2 separate regions of the Homo sapiens genome follow, and region 2 is linked to region 1. Evidence: read pairs that join two places in POLR2A ChIA-PET (ENCODE). Cell type or tissue: GM12878. All regions are shown on one strand. Links, peaks and the distances in the headings refer to the core of each region. The heading gives the core; the rest is flanking DNA. Region 1 overlaps TRIM24 (tripartite motif containing 24). Region 2 has its middle 63 kb from the start of TRIM24.

Region 1 (10,478 bases), core at 1,163-6,162:
TTCTTATTTATTTATTTATTTATTTTTTTTTTGAGACGGAGTCTCGCTCTTCTTGCCCAGGCTGGAGTGCAGTGGTGCGATCTTGGCTCACCGCAACCTCTGCCTCCTAGGTTCAAGCGATTGTCCTGTCTCAGCCTCCCGAGTAGCTGGGATTACAGGCATGCGCCACCACGTCCGGCTAATTTTGTGTTTTTTTTTTTTTTTTTTTTTTTTTTGGTAGAGGCGGGGTTACTCCATGTTGGTCAGGCTGGTCTTGAACTCCCGACCTCAGGTGATCCGCCCACCTTGGCTTCCCAAAGTGCTGGGATTACAAGTGTGAGCCACCGCACCTGGCCTGTTCTTATTTCTTAGACACAGTTTAAGGTTGGTTTTTCCTTCCTTCCTTCCTTCTTTCCTGCGTTCTTACCTTCCTACCTTCTTACCTTCCTACCTCGCTTTGTCGTTCAGGCTGGAGTGCAGTGGCACAATCTCAGCTCACTGCAACCTCTGCCTCCCTGGTTCAAGCGATTCTTGTGCCTCAGCTGGGCGCCACACCTGGCTAATTTGTGTTTTGTTTTAGTAGAGACGGAGTTTTGCCATGTTGGCCAGGCTGGTCTCGAACTTCTGACCTCAGGTGATCCACCTGCCACAGCCTCTGTAGGTGCTGGGATTACAGGTGTGAGCCACCCCACCCGTCCTCTTCCATTTATATTTTAAATGGTTAAACAGGCTTGTAGCCAATTAAGATCTGAATTGTGCATGATTATAGAATTATGACATATTGTTTGCCTGGCCATGACATATGGACTTGAATTAATGAGAACATGGGTCGTAAAGTTATCATCCTCAATTCTGAGACAAGTTTGTGATTCCATACTTCTCAAAATGTTCTGTGTAATTACAATCTGAATATTTTTTATCTTTATGCTGTATTGTACGCAAGAGTTCAAAGAAAGCGTTTAAATTGGAAGATGTTTTTGTTTTTATACTAGGAAAAACGTTTTAACAAATTGTACTTAAAAGTACACCTAAAAAGAATTAAAGTTATCTTTAAAAAATTAAAAATGCTATCCTGAGTCTTAGTGACTTGGGTATTTTGTCCCTTTATCTCTCCTTGCATACTTATTTTAATACTAGCTGAAGCAAAAATTTAGACTTTTTTTTTTTTTTTTTTTTTTTGAGACGGAGTCTCGCTCTGTCGCCCGGGCTGGAGTGCAGTGGTGCGATCTCGGCTCACTGCTAGCTCTGCCTCCCGGGTTCAGGCCATTCTCCTGCCTCAGCCTCCTGAGTAGCTGGGACTACAGGAACATGCCACCACGCCCGGCTAATTTTTTTATATTTTTTAGTAGAGACGGGGTTTCACCGTGTTAGCCAGGATGGTCTCGATCTCCTGACCTTGTGATCCGCCTGCCTTGGCCCCCAGAAGTGCTGGGATTACAGGTGTGAGCCACCGCAGCCAGCCAAATTTAGACATTGCTTAACTAAATAACGGGTTCATTTGATCAAACCAGTTCTTCATTTTCCTACTGAATTTGTGAGTACAGGCATCACAAGTCAAGTAATATCTATTACACAAAGGTTAAATAGGTAGTTGGGATGGAGAACTGTGTGAGCCTTGGGGTAAAATGGTAGGAAATGATGGGGAGTACAAGCAGGGGGGCAGACTCTTCTTAGCTATAGCAATTTGTCATGTGAGTGCAGGGCAAGTATTGAAGGATCTTTTATTTATTTAATGCAAATTCTGAATCTGGATTTTTGAACAAAATTTTTCTAGTATTAGATATTGTCAACTAATTAAAAATGTGTGAATATTTATACACATAAATATATATACACACACACAATTAATTTATGGGCCCATGCTATAGGCCAAACAATAGGTTTGTTGAGGCCAAATATGTTATATTTCATACACTTTTTAGATTTCAAAAACTGGAGATTTTCAAACTTTAACACCACTAAACTTTAACACCTAAAAAAAATTTAGATTTTTAGGCCCCTCCCTCCTGAAAATCTGATTCTACCTAATCTGGCGTAGTTGCAGAATGCTAGGGTATAATACAGTTACACTCTAGAATTGTTTCTTTAATGCAAGCAGTATTCTAAAACTGTTTCAGATCTAGTTTCCCTTTCTATAAAATACTTTTCATGCTCTCTTTGTCATCCTAAATGAATTTCATGGGGAAAAAAAATCCTAACACATTTTTCTTACAAAAGTAAACATAATGTTTGAACTGTTTTAAAGGAGAAATAAAATGAAGCAAATAACAGCAGAAAAGTATAATTTATAAATGCTCAGATACAATTACACTGGCCACCAAGCTCCCATTGAGAACATTTGTTTTAAAACTTCGGTTTAACTGTCCTTTTTTCTCAGGCTACATGTTGGAAGGAATGAGGGTGAATGACCACAAGTTAAAATTGGATGACTCCTTCAGTCTTGACTGTCATTTTCTTAGTATGCAGTTATATCTAGGAGAGAGGCAAAACTTTAGGAAATGGATTTTCTTTTACGTATGTTAAGAAAACAAACTGATCTTAGAGAAATGTTATAATATTGTGTAGTATTTTGTGTTGTTAACGTACTGTTCAGCTAATGAGTAGCAAACTGGGAGTTTGAGAGCAGTTTTTTCCTCTCTACCTAAAAGACAATATTGAAGAGCTATTTTTAACAAATACTGAGAACATACTTTTGAAAGGTATTATTTGTCTAGAGAGGGTTAAAATATAAGACTAAATCCCTTTTCCAAGATTTCTTTACTAACTGGCAGTATACAAGATACGTAACTATTCTGGGACTGATTTCTTGGCAAAAAGTATAAATCATCTCATGAGTGCAATCTTTAATGGCAAAGGATTAATATTTAAGAATGATCTGTGTTACCTGTCAGTCCTATATATATAAAAATATACATATTTTTATTCACCTGTTAGTAGGTATCAGTATTTTTTAGTTTGGAGCTATTATGAATAAAACTTAAAGGTATTTGTAGAAAAGTCTTGGTGTGGATACATTGTCATTTCCCTGAGGAAATAACTTAGAATTGGAATTTCTTGTTTTTATGATAAATGTATGTTTACACTGCTTGTACTACTTTATAGACCCTCCAGCAGTTCTCTCCAAAGTTTGTTCACACTCTCCCCAGTTTTGGGTATTGTCTTTAAAAGTTTTTTTTGTTTTTGTTTTTGAGACGGAGTCTCACTCTGTCGCCCAGGCTGGAGTGCAGTGGTGCCATCTTGGCTCACTGCAACCTCCACCTCCAGGGTTCAGGCGATTCTCCTGCCTCAGCCTCCCAAGCAGCTGGGATTACACTACACCTGGCTAATTTTTTTGTATTTTTAGTAGAGACAGGGTTTCACCATGTTGGCCAGGCTGGTCTTGAACTCTTGACCTCAGGTGATCCACCCGCCTCGGCCTCCCGAAGTGCTGGGATTACAGGCGTGAGCCACTGTGCCTGGCCTGTCAGTCTGTTAAATTTTAACCATTCTAGTAGGTGAGAAAAGCTATCTCATGGTTTTGGTTTTCATTTCTCTGATGAATAATGATGAGCATCTTTTCTTGTGCTTAGTAGTCATTCTTTTTTGGTGAGATTTTGGTTTGTCTTTTGCAAATTTCAAAACTTAAGTTGCTTTTTTTTTTTTTTTTTTGGAGACAGCATCTCACTGTGTTGCCCATACTGGAGTGCAGTGGCGCCATCTCAGCCCACTGCAACCTCCGCCATGTTGCTCAGGCTGGTCTCTCAACTCCTGAGCTCAAGTGATCACCCATCTCGTCTCCCAAAGTGCTGGGATTATGGGCGTGAGCCACCACGCCTGGCTGGGAGTTTGCCTTTTTATTGAAACGTAAAGTTCTTTATATATATTCTATATCTAGGTCCTTTGTCAGATACATGTATTGCAGGTATTGACTCTGGCTTGCATGCTCATTTTCTTGGTGTCTTTTGAAGAGCTAAAGGTTTAAATTTTGATTAAGTCTGGTTTATCAATTTATTTTATGGTTAATGACTTTTGTGTCCTATCTAACAATTTTTTGCCTACCCCAAGTTTACTAAGATTTTCTCCACTTTTTAACCCAGCATTTTTATAGTTTTAGCTTTAAAATATAAACCTGTAATCCATTTTGTGAGTTATTTTTTGTGTGAGGTTGAGGTTCATTTTTTTAAAAACTGTATGTTAAAACACCATTTATTAAAGACAGTACTTTTTCATTATATTATTTTGGCATTTTTATACAAAAATCAGCCATCTGTGTGTGGTCTGTTCTTTATTGATTTGTCCATTCAGCTAATACATAATGTTTTTTGATTACAGTACTCTTCTCAGCAAATTTTGAAATTTGACAGTTTGTTCTTTTTCAAAATTCTTATGATTCTTTGAAGTCATTTGCATTTCTTTACATTTTAGAATCAGCTTTTCAGTTTCTACACAAAAGTCTGTCATGGTTTTGATTGGAATTACATTGAATCTAGATATCAATTTGGGTAAGGGGGAATGTGTTTTGTTTTGTTTTGTTTTGTTTTGTTTTTTTGAGATGAGTCTTGCTCTGTTACCAGGCTGGAGTGCAGTAATGTGATCTCTGCTCACTGCAACCTCCGCCTCCCAGGTTCAAGTGATTCTCCTGCCTCAGCCTCCTGAGTAGCTGGGACTATAGGCATGCGCCACTACGCCCAGCTGATTTTTGTATTTTTTAGTAGAGACGGGGTTTCACCATGTTGGCCAGGATGGTCTCGATCTCTTGACCTGGTGATCTGCCCGCCTCGGCCTCCCAAAGTGCTGATATTGACAGGCGTGAGCCACTGCACCCAGCCATAATGTTCTTAACAATATTGGTTCTTCCAATCTGTGAATATGTGTTATCTCTTAAATTCTCGGCACTGTCTTGTGGTTTTCATTGTAGCATTCTTGTACAATTTTTGTTTACATAGTATAAATATTAAACATTTTATAATGTTAAATGATATCGTATATGATATTTTTAAAATTTTCATTTCAAACTGTTGGTAGTATATTGAAATACGATTATTGGTTTCATCCCATTATCTTGCTAAATTCGATTATTAAGTATCTTTTTTTTTTGTTTCAAGGACTCCTTAGGATTTTCTATGTAGTCTACAGGGAGATAGCTTTACTTCTTGCTTTCTATTCTTAATAATTTATGTCTTCTTATTGCACCAGCAAGGACTCCAATACAATATTGACTAGAAGTTGAATTTCAGTATTAAATGAGAAAGGATTTCCTTACCTTATTCCTCATCTTAGGAGGAAAACACTCAATTTTTCACCATTAATATGTTAGCTGTTTTCTATAGATGCCCATTATCAAAATGAAGAAGTTCCCTTCTATTTTTAATATGCTGAGAATTTTTATTATGAATGGGTGATGAATTTTGCCATGTACTTTTCCTGTGTCTATTGAAATGGTCATGCAATTTGTCTCCTTTTTTTGTTAATGTATGAATTACGTTGATTTTTAGATGTTAAATCAATCTTGCATTCTTGAGATATACCTCACTTGGTTTTGCTACAGGTATTTTGAAGCTTTTATGAATTGCCTGCCCTTTTTTAAGGTGAAATGTTCTTTGCTTCCTATAATGCTATGTTATGGTCTACTTTGCCTGATATTAATGCCATTGTTTTTTTAATCTATGTGTTTGAATGGTATATTTTTCCCATGCTTTTACTTCTAGCTTTTTAAAGTATCTCGTAGATAGCGTATAGTTGTCTTACTTTTTTATCCCAGCTTTTAATTTTTGCTTTTGTTTAATCCATTTATATTTTATGTAATTGTTGGTATGGCAAGGTTTAAGACTGACATCTTTTTATTTGTTTTCTCTTTGTTCCTGCTTGGCCTCCAGTATCTTTGCTTCTCTCTCAATCCCTTAGCAGCTGCTCTCTGGTAAACTTCCCATGGACTTGCTCTGCACATGCGTAGTAGCCTTCAGCCAAGGACTTGGCAAAACCCTTACATAGACTACTGGCACCCTTTCTCTGTTCAGCTCCCTTCTCCCAAGTGCTTTGCCCTATATATTCCATCTGGTTCACAATCCCCGAATCTCTCTGGCTCCTTTGCTATGTTCTGCATTGGCTGTAGCTCCATGAACCATGATCACAAAATAGTCCTCAGTTAGGGAATCAAGATTTAGGGGGCTTATTCACCTGAGCTTTTCTTTCCTCATGGATCACAGTACTGCATTGCCTTTTGTCCATTGTCTGAAAAGTTGCCTAAGGTATCTGTCCTGGTAATATACAGTAATTAATGACAGGAAAGCTTGTCTCAGTACTAGTTACTCTATTCCTGGTGGAAAACTGATGTCAGAAGAATGCTTTTTAATTTCATTGTACCTTTTTAAATATACCCAAATGTGGGTAATTTGTAAACTTTCATTTTTAGGTCTCTAGATTTCTCTGTTTAATTTTTCTTCAAGAAGTTAAACTATCAACTAGATGCACAAGTTTTTCAAATTTCTTTCTGCAATGTAACCTTGACCCCTTTCTCAATTTTTTTTTTTTTTTTTGAGACAGTGTCTCGTGCAGTGGCCATCTTGGCTCACTGCAACCTCCACCTCCCCGGTTCAAACAATTCTCCTGCGTCAGCCTCCCAAGTAGCTGAGATTACAGGCACACACCACCACACCTTGCTAATTTTTTTGTATTTTTAGTACAGACGGGATTTTACCCTGTTGGCCTTGAACTGCTGACCTCAGGTAATCCACCTGCCTCAGCCTCCCAAAGTGCTGGGATTACAGGTGTGAGCTGCCGAGCCCTTTCTTAATTTTACTCCAGCATTTTGAATACACACTTAGACCAGTAGTCTCCAAAATGGCATGACTAAGTGCCATTATATTTTATTCTGTAATGTGGTGTGGCACACCACATATGCAATAAAATATCCATTCAGGTGAGGGAAGACATTAGAACTTCTTTTCAGAAATTGAGCTTTAAAGTACTTGATATATAGTTTGTCACAGTCACATGAATAAGCATGTCAAATGGCTACATTTCACATATGCTGTATGGAGTATCCTGAGAGAAGGGATTAAGGCTGCCTCAAGCCCAAATGGTATTTGTGTGAGTTAGAAATTAAGAGTCCTCTTGACATACAGGACCAAAGGATGTGTGCCTTAGGAAGTGGAATGTGGACCCCCATTTGCCTGTAAGTCTACATTTCCCCTCCAGTCAGGCAGTTCCTTGTACTGTATAACCTATCTTAACTGTACACAGCTGCCCTAGAGGTCATGGGATTTCGATACTGCAGACTCTGTTGTTTGTTTTTGCCTCCTACAAGTATAATTTTTTTTTTTTTTTTTTTTTTTTTTGAGATGGAGTCTCTCTCTGTCACCAGGCTGGAGTGCAGTGGTGTGATCTTGGCTCACTGCAACCTCTGCCTCCTGGGTTCAGGCGATCCTCCTGCCTCAGCCTCCCAAGTAGCTGGGAGCATAGGCGTGTGCCACCACACCCAGCTAGTTTTTGTGTTTTTAGTAGAGACAGGGTTTCACTATGTTGGTCAGGATGGTCTCAATCTCTTGATCTGCCCACCTCGGCCTCCCAAAGTGCTGGGATTACAGATGCGAGCCATCGCGCCCAGTCTTTGTAACATAATTTTATATGTACTTGTAAAAATAGGTTTATGGGTTTTAATATCTGTTTTTAACTAAATGTCTGTCAAAAAATAGAAGATTATGGTAGGCCATTACCAGGCCTCTGGCATAAAACCCTTAATCTCATTTCCTAGGGAAGTCCCATATGGAGGCTGCTCACAAAAGCCCCTTAATTTCAGCAGTTTGGGAAGTCCCTAAGTTGTAGGATATAGGGTACATGTATAATAACCTTAAAAAGTGATCGCTTGTTTCAATTAACGACAGAGACAGTTCCATTTAAGTCTGTAACTTCACCAGTGTTGTATAGATGGATGTATACCTGTCATTCTTGGGACCTGAATATGCAATTAGCTGACAAGGGGATTAGCTGGCAAGGAGATCCCTGTCCTATAGAAAGCTGTAGCTGTTACTGTCTCAATTTTGTGTTTCATGTTATCAGTGTGTGGAGTTGATGGAGCTTTAATTTTTCACCAGCTTTAAATTATTTGAATCTTAGAAGTCTTATTTTCAGTTATGATAAAGATAGTACTCCTTTGCAGGTAGAATAACATTAAAGTGGCAGAGCTGGCACTTTATAGGCTCTTATCAGTTTTATTGTGAGGTTAACAACTGATTATCTAACCAGATCTAACAAGAAGTGGGCCTAAAAGTTCAAAATTAACAAGATTACTCTTTGAAATTGACTGACATCCTCCATTACAAATGATGGACCATGCATTAAGTGTATACTGCATCTGAAAGCATTAGTTGACAATAGTGTGAAGCTATCTTGATTAGCAAAACATTTAAAAATATTTATTTCATCTTGATTTTATTCCTTATATGTTTTACGCTAATATGATTTATTATGTATAGGATGTACTAGCACTGTAGTATATGTACAGTACATGTTCAAATATTTGTGTCTAAAATAAACATAACTATTATCTGAATTGCCTCAATATTTTTGCTTTTCATCTAGTCTTTCAAAACCTTTTTCAAATGCCATATCCTCTTTGACATTATGAAACCACCTTATTTCTCAAAGGACTTTCTTCTGATTTTTTTTCTAATATAAATAATCTATAGGTTCTCATCTCATAGTATAATAAATTTATTTTTATTTTATTTATTTATTTATTTATTTTGAGACAGAGTCTCACTCTGTCATCCAGGCTGGAGTGCAGTGGTGCAATCTTGGCTCACTGCAACCTCTGTCTCCTGGGTTCAAGTGATTCTCATGCCTCAGCCTCCCCAACAGCTGGGATTACAGGTGCGCGCCACCACAGTTGGCTAATTTTTGTATTTTTAGTAGAGATGGGGTTTCGCCATGTTGGCCAGGCTGGTTTCAAACTCCTCACCTCAGGTGATCCGCCTGCCTCAGCCTCTCAAAGTGCTGGGATTACAGGCATGAGCCACCGCACCCGGCCTGGTATAATACATTTAAAAGAAAAATGTCTTCTATAGGAATTAGGAATCCTGACTACCAGAAGATCTTTATTTTATTTTGATTATAGGTGAAGAGTCTCCCTTATATCTCTTACCAAAGGCAGCAGTGTTTTACAGGGTCATGCTCCTCCTGCAAGGTCAAGTAAGAGAAGACTAAAAAAAGAAAAAAAACCAACCATGGAAAAGCATATAGGTGGAGAGATAGATAGTGAAAGCCAGATTGGGGTAGGTTAAACAATGAGAGGGAGATGAAAAGACATAGTTGGAAAGTTTAGACAACTCTGAAGTGGGGAGGAATGGGATAAGGTAATACTTAAGGGGAGAAAAAAAATAAAAAGTTGAGGAAGGTTTCTCACTTTCTTTTTATATAAATCAGGCTTAAAAACATTTAAATGGACATGGAAAGGATCCACGAGAACTACTGAATTTATAAAAAAAAAAAAAGATTTGGTGAGGCTTCTGAGAAAGCAGAAAGGCATTGATCTGAGGCATGGGTAGAGATTGGTGACTTTGGATAGGAGACACACTTTCTCTTGTGAATAGGAGAGAAGGTAAGAATAGGTGCTAAATACAGGTGTGTGTGTCCTCAAAATGGGTGGAATTTCTGTATTCTGAGCCCCCCACTGATTTCTCCCTTAAATAGAAAGTGAGGTCGTCTGCTGAGAATGAGAGGGTAACAGGAGTGGAACAAGGTTGAGAAGGGAGTTTTGAAGTTGACCAATAAAATGTAGTGTTAGTGCAGGTTGTGTTGAGGCTTGTTTGGTGCTAAAGACCATGAATTAACAACGATACCTATCTGTCTTCTTATAGTGCTATCTAGTGCCTTTTTGAAGCAGGGTATTTTAGGGCAGTGCTACTCAAGGCATGAGCTGCGAACTATTAGGGTCTGAAACAAGATAAGGACATTGCCACAGAATGTTGACCAGTGTACTGCTTCCTTCATCCAGCTGAACTAAATGTCAGCTGAACTAAATGATCTTGGTTGGTTTACATTCTGACACAAGCTCTTAAAAAAATTTTTTTTTTAAATAGAAACAGGGTCTCACTTTGTTAGTCAGGTTGAACTCCTGGACTCAAGCAGTTCTCCTGCCTTGGCCTCCCATTCAATCCCTTACGATGGTTAATAATTCCTTATGTTGGCTGGGTGCGTTGGCTCATGCCTGTAATCCCAACACTTTGGGAGGCTGAGGCAGGCGGGTTACCTGAGGTCAGGAGTTCGAGACCAGTCTGGCCAACATGGTGAAACCCTGTCTCTACTAAAATTACAAAAATTAACCAGGCGTGGTGGCATGTGCCTGTAGTTCCAGCTACTCGGGAGGCTGAGGCAGGAGAATTGCTTGAACCCAGGAGGCGGAGGCTGCAGTTAGCCTAGATCATGCCACTGCACTCCAGCCTGGGTGACAGAACGAGACTCTGTCTCAAAAAAATGATAATAATAATTCCTTAAGTTAAACTTCATTTCAAATTAATGTG
Region 2 (10,478 bases), core at 2,577-7,576, 70 kb before region 1:
GTTCCTAACACAGAAATGATATATAGTTAACAATATGTGGCCAGGCATGGTGGCTCAAGTCTGTAATCCTTTGGGAGGCCAAGGCAGGTGGATCACAAGGTCAAGAGATCGAGACCATCCTGGCCAACATGGTGAAACCCCATCTCTGCTAAAAATACACAAATTAGCTGGGTGTGGGTGTCTCAAAAACAACAACAACAACAACAAACAATATGTATCATTTCTGTGTTGGGAACATTCAATAGCCTCCTTATAGCTATTTGTTAACAATATGTATCATTTCTGTTGGAAACATCCATATAGTTAACAATATGTATCAATATGTATAGTTAACAATATGTATCAATATGTATAGTTAACAATAACTGTTGATACATTTGTATCATATCATTTCAAATAGCTATAAGGAGGCTATTGAATGTTCCCAACACAGAAATGATACATGTTTGAGATGATGAATATGCTAATAATCCTGATCTGGTCACTATATATTATATGTATCAAAACATCACTAGGTATCCCATGAATATGTACAATTATTGCCAATTGTTTTAAATGGAGGAGAATAATGGCTATCATAAAAAAAAAACAAAAGATAACAAGTGTTGAAGAGGATGTGGAGAAAAGGGAGCCCTTACACACTGTTGGTGGGAATGTAAATTAGTACAGCCATTATGGAAATCAGTATGGAGGCTCTTCCAAAAATTAGAAATAAAATTACCATATGATCTACCAATCCCAATACTGGGTATATATCCAAAGGAAATGAAATCAGTATGTCGAAGAGATATCTGACTCTCATGTTTGTTGCAGCACAATTCACAATAGCCAAGATAAGTAATCAACCTAAGTTTCCACCAACAGATAAATTAATAAAGAAAATGTGGTATCTATACATGATGGAGTACAATTCAGCTATGAAAAGGAATGAAATCCTGTTATCTTATTTGACGTGGATGAACCTGGAGAGCTTATGTTAAGTGAAATAAGCCAGGCACAGAAAGATAAATACCATATGATCTCACTCATATGTGAAATCTAAAAATGTGTTCACATAGAAGTACAGAATACAACAGTGTTTGCCAAAGACTGGGGAAGGGAGGGGCTGGGGAGAGTAAGAATGAGATGAAGCAGGGACTCCTCTTAGGGGCCTGTTGGACACCCCCCCAAGCATGGAAATAAAGGAAAACCTTGAGTTCCTTCAAGGGAAACTCCAGGCACCCAGCTAGCCTTGAGAAGTAAATGAACTGGATAAGCAAGAAGGTAATAGTAGCTTAAAGCAATAGCCAAGAAAGTTCAAGTCACAAAATGATTGATTCCAAATAAAATTTAAAGACAACATCTTAACGTTTGTCACTGAGATGTTTCTCAGAAACCCAGACCCCCACCAGAAGTACAGAAGTTCTTTCTGAACTTCTTCCTGAGGGACCTGGGGGAAGTCAAACCCACAGGCTACATCTAAGATTCTTTTCTGAGGACCCCAAGCTTTAGACAAAGCTTCCCTTCCTTCCTTCCTTCCTTAACCAGTTGCAAATGGAACAATCTTTGAATCTCCCTAAGACCTATAAGTAGCCCCCCCACCTCACCCCTGCCATATGGTTTTGATCTGTGTCTCCAACTAAATCTCATGTCAAATTGTAATCCCAGTGTTGGAGATGGGGCCTGGTGGGAGGTGATTGGTGATTGGATGGTGGGGGCAGATTTCCCTTTTGGTGCTGTTCTTTTTTTTTTTTTTTTTTTTTGAGACGGAGTCTCGCTCTGTCCCCCAGGCTGGAGTGCAATGGCGCGGTCTCGGCTCACTGCAAGCTCCGCCTCCCCGGTTCACGCCATTCTCCTGCCTCAGCCTCCCGAGTAGCTGGGACTACAGGCGCCCGCCACCACGCCCAGCTAATTTTTTGTATTTTTAGTAGAGACGGGGTTTCACCATGTTAGCCAGGATGGTCTCGATCTCCTGACCTCGTGATCCGCCCGCCTCAGCCTCCCAAAGTGCTGGGATTACAGGCGTGAGCCACCGCGCCCGGCCAGATTTCCCTTTTGGTGCTGTTCTTATGATAGTGAGTGAGTTATCATGAGATCTGGTTGTCTAAAAGTGTACAGCACCTCCTCCACCCGCTTCCCCCAGCTCTGGCCATGTGAAGACGTGCTGCCTGCTTCCCCTTTGCCTTTGCCATGATTTTAAGTTTCCTGAGGCCTCCCCAGCCATGCTTCAGCCTGCAGACTGTGAGCCAATTAAACCTCTTTTCTTTATAAATTACCCAGTCCCAGGTACTTCTTTATAGCAGTGCAACAACGGACTAATACACCCGCCTTTAAGATATCCCACCACTTTAGGCCAAAGTATAACCTCCATGCATTGATTTACAATTTTGCCTGTAACGTCTGCTTTCCTGATCTGCACCCCACCATTAAAAACCCTCGCGTGTACGTATGGCGCGGTGGCTCATCCCTGTAATCCCGGCGCTTTGGGAGGCTGAGGCGGGTGGATCACCTGAGGTCAGGAGTTCCAGACCAGCCTGGCCAACATGGCAAAACCCCGTCTCTACTAAAAATACAAAAATTAGCCGGGCGTGGTGGCGCATGCCTGTAATCCCAGCTACTTGGGAGGCTGAGGCAGTAGAATCGCTTGAACCTGGGAGGCAGAGGTTGCAGTGAGCCGAGATGGCACCACTGTACTCCAGACTGGATGACAGAGCAAGACTATGTCTCGAACAAACAAACAAAACCCTTGTTTGTAAGCTTTTGGAGAGGTCAGGCCTTAAGCCTGAGCTGCCTGATTGTCTTTGTTTGGCGCTCTGCAAATAAACGCCCTCCTTTCTCCCACTGCGAAACCTCAGTGTGGATGTTTGGTCTTAGCGCACCCAGCAAACAGACCCCAGTTCGGTTCAGTAACAGGAAGAGAATGGTCAACAAGTAGGAAGTTGTAATTAGGAAGAAAAAGTTGTGGTGTCCTGCACAAAGAGTGACTATAGTTACCGATAATGTATTGCATATTTCAAAATAGCTGGAAGAGAAAATTTTGAATGTTCTCACTACAAAGAAATGATAATGTCTGAGGGGAGAGATATGCTTAATTACTCTGATGTAATCATCACACAGTGTATGCATGTGTATATATAAAACAAAGCATCACATTGTACTAAACAGATATGTACAGTTATATGTAAATTTAAAAGTTTTTAAATAAAAAATAATGGAAATATAAAAGTTATCCACAGTTATATTATTTCTATAGAAACAATTGTTTTTCTTCTTCTTTTTTTTGAGACAGGGTCTCACTCTGTCCCCCAGAATGGAGTGCACTGCCTGGACTTCCCAGGCTCAAATGATCCTCCCACCTCAGTCTCTCAAGTAGCTGGGACCCCAGGAGCCCACCACCACACCTGGCTAATTTTTTTTTTTTTTTCCTAGAGATAGGGTTTCACCATGTTGCCCAGGCTGGTCTTGAACTCCTGAGCTCAAGCAATCCACCCACCTCAGCCTCCTGAAGTGCTGGGATTACAGGTGTGAGCCACCATGCCCAGCCATAACAATTCTTGAACAAGGCACTTAATCTCTCAAAACTTAAAAATTTTTTTAAAAATTAAATTTCTTATTTCTTTAGAGACAATGGTCTTCGTATGTTGCCTAGGCTGCTGTGAAACTCCCGTGATCCTCCCACCTCAGCCTGCCAAAATGCTGGGATTACAGGCATGGGCAACCGCGCCTGGCCAAAACTTCAATTTTTAAAAAATCTGATTCAAGTCATAGAAGAGTTGCTAAAAAATCAAACAAACAAAAATCTATAAAATGTAGGCAATTTTTTTTCCTGAGAATTAAATACATAAAAAGCATTTAGTAAAGTGCCAGGCATACAGTAATAGTTCCCACAAAAGTTTATTAAATTTTATTTATTTAAAAATTTAGACCCCTTTCTACAAAAAATAAAAATAATTAACCAGGCATGAAAGCACATGCCTCTGGTCCTAGCTACTTGGGAGGCTGAAGTGGGAGAATCGCTTGAACTCAGGAGGTTGAAGCTGCAGTGAGCCGTGATCACACCACTGCACTCCAGCCTGGGCAACAGAGCAAGACCCTGTCTCAAAAAAAAAAAAAATTACCGACTAACATCTGCATAAATATTTAAATAACAAATTGAGAATAAAACTTAAGAAAAAAATCAACTAAGTATCAAATAATTACTTTCTTAACTCTTAAACTGCCTAATCTAATGACATTCTAAGGCCAAAGAAAAAACTGATTTTGCTCCCAATTCTTGGTTTCCCATTAAGTGAGGTCTATCTGCAAGTTAAGGTTAAAAGTTCCTCTTGAACTAGAACCTTATAAGTGATTGTGCTTCACCTCAGGTGGTTCCCTTCCAATCAACATTCTGCCCATTTTCCTTCCCTTTGCACTTAAACACTTTTAGCACCATATAGCTTCCTGGCTCCAAATTACACTCTTAAATTGCCATTTAAAAACTGCTCTTCCTTAGAGCCAAGCAAAAGGACAGTATATTACAAAAGCAAAGATCACAGCTATACCCAGCCTAGGTCTACAACCTGATTGTCCGCTTTCAATGCTGAGAAGGTTGTCCTGGCAACCAGCTTTACTAACTTGCTCTATTTCTCTCTCCTAAAGCCTTTGAAGTGAGCCCCTCCTCCTTCCCAGCCTTTGAAGTGGTTCTGAATAGAATACTAAAGATTACCTATTAACTGGCCTAGCAGATTTTGATCACCCCAGAAACACCTGGGGCATTTTCTTGAGCCACAGGCACAGCACAGGCACAGAGTTTCATGTGATTACAGCCCAACCTGCTAGTGTAATTATTAATAACTAATCAACCAACTAATATTTCTTGAATATTTCCCATATCCTGGGCACTTTGATGGGTTCTACAAATATAAGAGTGAAATCCAGTCTCTGACCTCCATAGTTTCAATCTAGTGCCACCTAATCCTCTAACCTGCACTCTCCAGGGTAATAGCCATGGCCATACATGACCATCAAGAATTTCAAATGTGACCGGTCCAAAGTGAAATGTACCATAATGAAAAGTATTCATTGGAGCCAGCTGCAGTGGGATGCGTCTATAGTCCAAGCTACTGGGGAGGCTGAGGAAGGAGGATTGATTGATGCCAGGAGTTGGAGATCAGCCTGGGCAACATAGTGAACCCCATATCTACAAAAAACTTAATAAAAAAAAAACTTAGCAGGGCATGGTGGTGCATAGCTGTAGTTCCAGCTACTCAGGGGGTTAAGGCAGGAAGGTTATTTGAGTCTAGGAGTTTAAGGCTGCAGTGAGCTATGATCATGCCACTGCATTCCAGCCTGGGTAGGAGTGAGACCCTATCAGCGGGGTGTGGTGACTTACACCTGTAATCCCAGTACTTTGAGAGGCCAAGGTGGGTGGATCACTTGAGATCAGGAGTTCGAGACCAGCCTGGCCAACATGGAGACACCCTGTCTCTACTAAAAATACAGAAATTAGCCAGGCGTAGTGGCAGGTGCCTGTAATCCCAGCTACTCAGGAGGCTGAGGCAGGAGAATCACTTGAACCCAGGGCACGGAGGTTGCAGCGAACCAAGATTGTGCCACTGCACTCCAGCCTGGGTGACAGAGTGAGACTCCATCTAAAAAAAAAAAAAAAATGAAAAAGAAAAAAAGAAAAGAAAAGAAAGAAAGAAAAAGTTAATCCACAGATTGGGAGAATATATTTGTAAATCACATATCTGATAAGGACCTCATATACAGACTATATAAAAGAAATTTTATGATTTGATAATAAAAAGACAATCAAATTTAAAAATGGGCAAAGGATCTAAAAGACATTTTTCTAAAGAAATGGCCAATAAGCACATGAAAAGATATTCAACATCATTAGCCATCAGGAAAATGCAAATGAAAACAATAACAAGATGCTACTTCACAACCACTAGGAAAGATGGCCTATAATAAAAAAGACAAATAGTAACAAGCATTGGAGAGGATATAAGAAACTGGAACCCTAATACATTGCTGGTGGGGTGTGTTTTGGAAAATAGTCCGTCAATTCCTCAAAACCATAAACATAAACTTACCATAGGACCACACAATTTTACTGATAAGTAGAGACCCAAGAGAACTAAGAGTGTATATCCACACAAAACTTGTATACAAATGTTTATGCAGCAATATGAATGATAGCAGAAAATGAAACAAACTAAATGTGCATTAGCTGATGAACAGATACGTAAAATGTGGTCTATCCATATAATAAAAAAATTATTTGACAATAAAAATAAATTAAATACTACTGATATGTTTTACATTGAAGCTTGAAAACATCAAATGCTAAGTAAAAGAAGCCAATCACATAAGATTACGTATTGCAAGATTCCATTTATATGAAATGTCTAGAGTAGGCATATCTATAGGGACAAAAAATAGATTTGTGACAGTCTAGGGTTGGTGGGACTAGAGACAAATGGAATGGCTGTGGAAGGATGTGGGGGGTTTCTTTTGGGTTTGATAAAAAGGTTCTAAACTTAGATTGTAGTGTTGGTTGCACAACTCTGTAAATACACTAAAAATTTTGAATTGTTTATTTTAAATGGGTAAATTGTATGGTATGTCAATTTCATCTGAATAAAGTTGTTAAAATGTAATCAAGGTATTTCTAATAAAGAGTGAAAGCCAACTGCCACTGTTCTCAGCAATCATCTACAACACTGTCTTTGTCCATTTGTGCTGCAATAACAAAATACCTGTGGCTGGGTAATTTAGAAAGAACATAAATTTATTCCTTACAGTTTCAGAGGCTGAGAAGTCCAAGATCAGGGCACTGACAGGTTTGGTGTCTGGTGATGGCTCTGTCTCTGTTTCCAAGATGACAGCTTAAATGCTGTGTCCTCATATGGCAGAAAGGAGGGTGAGGCAAAGGCCTATGTTGTTCCCTCCAGTCCTTTTAAAGGTTGTTAATCCCACTTATGAGGGCTCAAGAACAGACTGGGCAACATAGTGAAACCCCATCTCTACAAAAATTAAAAAAAAAAAAAATTAGCCAGGCATGTTGGCATGTGTCTCTAGTCCTAACTACTCAGGAGGCTGAGGTGGGAGGATTGTTTGAACCCAGGAGTCCAAGGCTGCAGTGAGCTATGATCATGCCACTGCACTCCAGCCTGGATGACTTATTCCCCAGGACTTAGTCACCTCCAAAAGGCATTATCTCTCAATGCTATCGCAGTGGAAATTAAGTTTCAATATGTGAATTTTTTTTTTTTTTTTGAGACAGGGTCTCACTCTCTTGATGAGGTTAGAGTACAATGGCAAGATTATAGCTCATTGCAGCCTCCAACTCCTGAGCTCAAGTGATCCTCCTGCTTCAGCCTCTCAAGTAGCTGATACAGGCACATGAAACCACACCTGGCTAATTTTTTTAAATTTTTTTGTAGAGATGGGGTCTCTCTGTGTTGCCTAGGCTGCTCTCGAATGCTTGGCTTCAAGCGATCCTCCTGCCTTAGCCTCCCAAAGTGCTGGGATTACAGGTGTGAGCCACTGCTCCCAGCCCACATGAATTTTGCAGGACACATTCAAACCATAGCAAACAGGGACTTGGCAAATTGACAAATTTTATGCATTTTTCAATATCAAAAATCACAAACCAGATGGAGCTTTAGGAGCCTTCTCCATTCCATGCTTCACTACATACTAATCAGACTTGGCATTCAAGATATATTGTTGTGCCATTCCAGCTACATGTTCTTAAATATGCTAAGAAATAAAAAATGATTAGAAAGTAATATGGAAAAATGTTCACAGTCATAGTCTCTCTGGATGGTGGGACTTTTATCCTGAACTTTCCTAACTTTGAACAGCATGTATTAGTTTATAATCAGTAAAAAAACATTATCTTTAAAATAAAAAGGTATTTTCCTATCTTACTGGGGAGCAGTGTGGTAGTAGTGATTAATCAATATTCATAATGTATTATCCCTTGGGTCCTGGGGGCCTAAAACAAGTAAATATGATGTAATGAATATTTTTAAATCTTCAATAAAGTTATTATAAAATTTCAAAATTTTATAATAGGAGATAGCAGAATTTGTCATCACTTTCTGAGGAATGGTGTTAGGTATCTGTGAAGTCCACAGAGCAATCTTTTTTTCTCTTTCAGACAGCGTCTCACTGTCACCAAGGCTGGAGTGCAGTGGCATGATCATAGCTCACTGCAGCCTTGGAATCCTGGCTTCAAGTGATCCTCCCATCTCAGCCTCCTGAGTAGCTAGGACTACAGGCACATACCACCATGCCTAGCTAATTTTTTAAAAGTTTTCTGTGGAGACAGGGTTTCACTATGTTGCCCAGGCTGCTCTAGGGCTCTTGGCCTAAAGCAGTCTTCCTGCCTCAGCCTCCCAAAGCGCTGGGATTATAGGCATGGGCCATCACACCCAAACCACAGAGCAATCTTCTTTCTCAACATTGCTATCACAACTATTGAACATGGCCATCAGGGTAGGCTATATTGGGCTGAAGCAATGCAGAATATGCCATGTGCCACTCTGGCTTAAGGATTGTTTTGTGCTAAAGGCAATTGAGAATCAACAAATTCAGGAAGAGTTTTGTTCTCGCCATCTGCCTAAAAGCAGGCCGTAAATTTTTCTTTAATGAAAGTGTCACAGACATACACACACACGCATACACACACACACATTCCCCCTAACCTCTCCACCAGACCAGGGAGAGAAGAGCCACTCATCCTCAAGACGGGAAGTTGATGCCAAGATGAGTTTGCATAAACAGGTCTTACTCAAGCAGCCCTTATCTTCCATTAGTTCCCCCAGATGTTTCCTAGCCTTTTCCCCACAAATGATCATCCTTTAAGTCCAAACCCTCTTTCCATTGTTAAAAGGGTATATGAATCCCTGAGTCTAATCTCTTCTTTGAGTTTCACTTCTTTCCTCTGAACTCGTGTACACATAAATACTAATGCGGATTGGGTACTTTCTCCTGTTAATCTGTCTTTTGTCAGTTTAACTCACATACCTCCAGTTACAGAAATTAAGAAGACAGAGGCAAAGCTTTTTTCTCCCTGACATTTCTTGATTTTTAAAAATTATTAAATAATCTTCTTTACATAAAAATATTTTAAGAACTAAAAATTTATTAATATTGTTTTTATTGCTTTTATTTGTCAAGTATTGTGTAAAATTTATTAGGTTTTTATGTATTCCTTTTCTCCCTCAACTAGAATCCAAGCTTGAGGGAAAGACTATGTCCTAATGTAATGAGTGTTCAAATTCCCCTAAAATAGACCTTTTGAGGGAAAGGGAAAAATAAAATAAAATAAAATAAAATAGTCCTTTACATAGTGAAGGTAATCAGTAAGCAGTTATTAGATCTGTCTGTTATAAAACATTTTTTAGCAACAAAAAAGCATGCATTGTTGGTTGCTTTACATAAATGTCTCCAGCAACTACTTTGTGCTTAGCTACTAATCCACATATTTATAGCTCATTTTATTCTATGCCATATCGCCATGTTTACAAATCATCCTTTGGTTTTTATAGCCTATTTTATAGTTGCCTTTAAAATTTTGGTCTTTTGTAAAAGTCATCCTATATTCTAAAAACAAAAATGACTTATGTTTGAGTAACAAATGTGTTTTAATTTATGAAAAGTCTTTCTTGCATCTTATATTTCCATATCATATTTACTGAAGCTTGCATTTGAGTAGATTCTTATGATTTCTTTCTTTAGCAGAATTTTGCAGCTATTAAAATTAAAAAGCAAACTTTCAGTTTGAAATTAAACATTGATCTTACGGAATGTATTTAATAGTAATCAAATATCTGTAAGCAAATGTTCCTCATAATTAAAGTATGCCGTTCTAAATCTTATCTGTTCTTGGGCAATCTCACCACATATGAAAAAGATTACCTTTCATTCTGTCTTCACACTCCTTGATATTTGGATGAGTCAAAGGGTACATACATGTGAAGCAGTCCTACATTCTCTATCACTAGACTGAGTTGAAAGACTCTTTCGTGTTTCATGTAAATATCAGAACCAAATAAGATGGAATTTTTTAATCACCTCCTTCGTCGTTTCTTTCCTTACTTTCCTTCCTTTCCCCACCCCCACCAGTCTATCCCCAGTCATCTCTTCTTTCAAACTATCTCCAGATTAACAGTCAATCATATAACGTTCCTGCATACAAGGTTTTAATGGTTCATCCATTGCCTGAATAAAGCCTAATGTCAATACTAAAAGGAGACACATGGTGAAGGATATTGACTATTGTCTGGCTTGTCAAGGTGACATTTGCCTTGTTGAAGTCATCATTTTTGTGGTACGTCTTCATTTGAATTATGTTTGTCAATTTGCTAAGAGCACCGGTTCTCACTAAAGTAACGGAAGACTGACATGTAAACAACAATACTGCTATGGTCTCAATATTTGTGTCTCCCAAAATTCATGTGTTGAAACCTAACCCTCAAGGTGATGTTATTAAGAGGAAGGGC

What was found. Peaks named below come from ENCODE experiments on the same cell type or tissue, not always from the same donor. Only the 100,000 strongest peaks of a DNase experiment are listed, where the experiment ranks them.
Region 2: POLR2A ChIA-PET joins it to region 1 with 6 read pairs; 7 of 35 experiments call an interaction of 5 or more read pairs at or near these places.

What each region holds. Positions count from the first base shown.
Region 1 is chr7:138,462,855-138,473,332 of GRCh38, forward strand. All of the region lies in intron 1 of TRIM24 (tripartite motif containing 24), which reads left to right. Among named protein-coding and RNA genes, the nearest start is that of TRIM24, 7.8 kb to the left of the region's middle. RefSeq lists a silencer at 1-24. In GM12878, for the core only: no CTCF peak of the experiment used is centred there; a DNase peak (open chromatin) is centred at 3,539; H3K4me3 peaks cover 1,695 bases.
Region 2 is chr7:138,391,939-138,402,416 of GRCh38, forward strand. No RefSeq gene overlaps it. Among named protein-coding and RNA genes, the nearest start is that of TRIM24, 63 kb to the right of the region's middle. RefSeq lists an enhancer at 4,129-4,983. In GM12878, for the core only: no CTCF peak of the experiment used is centred there; a DNase peak (open chromatin) is centred at 4,613.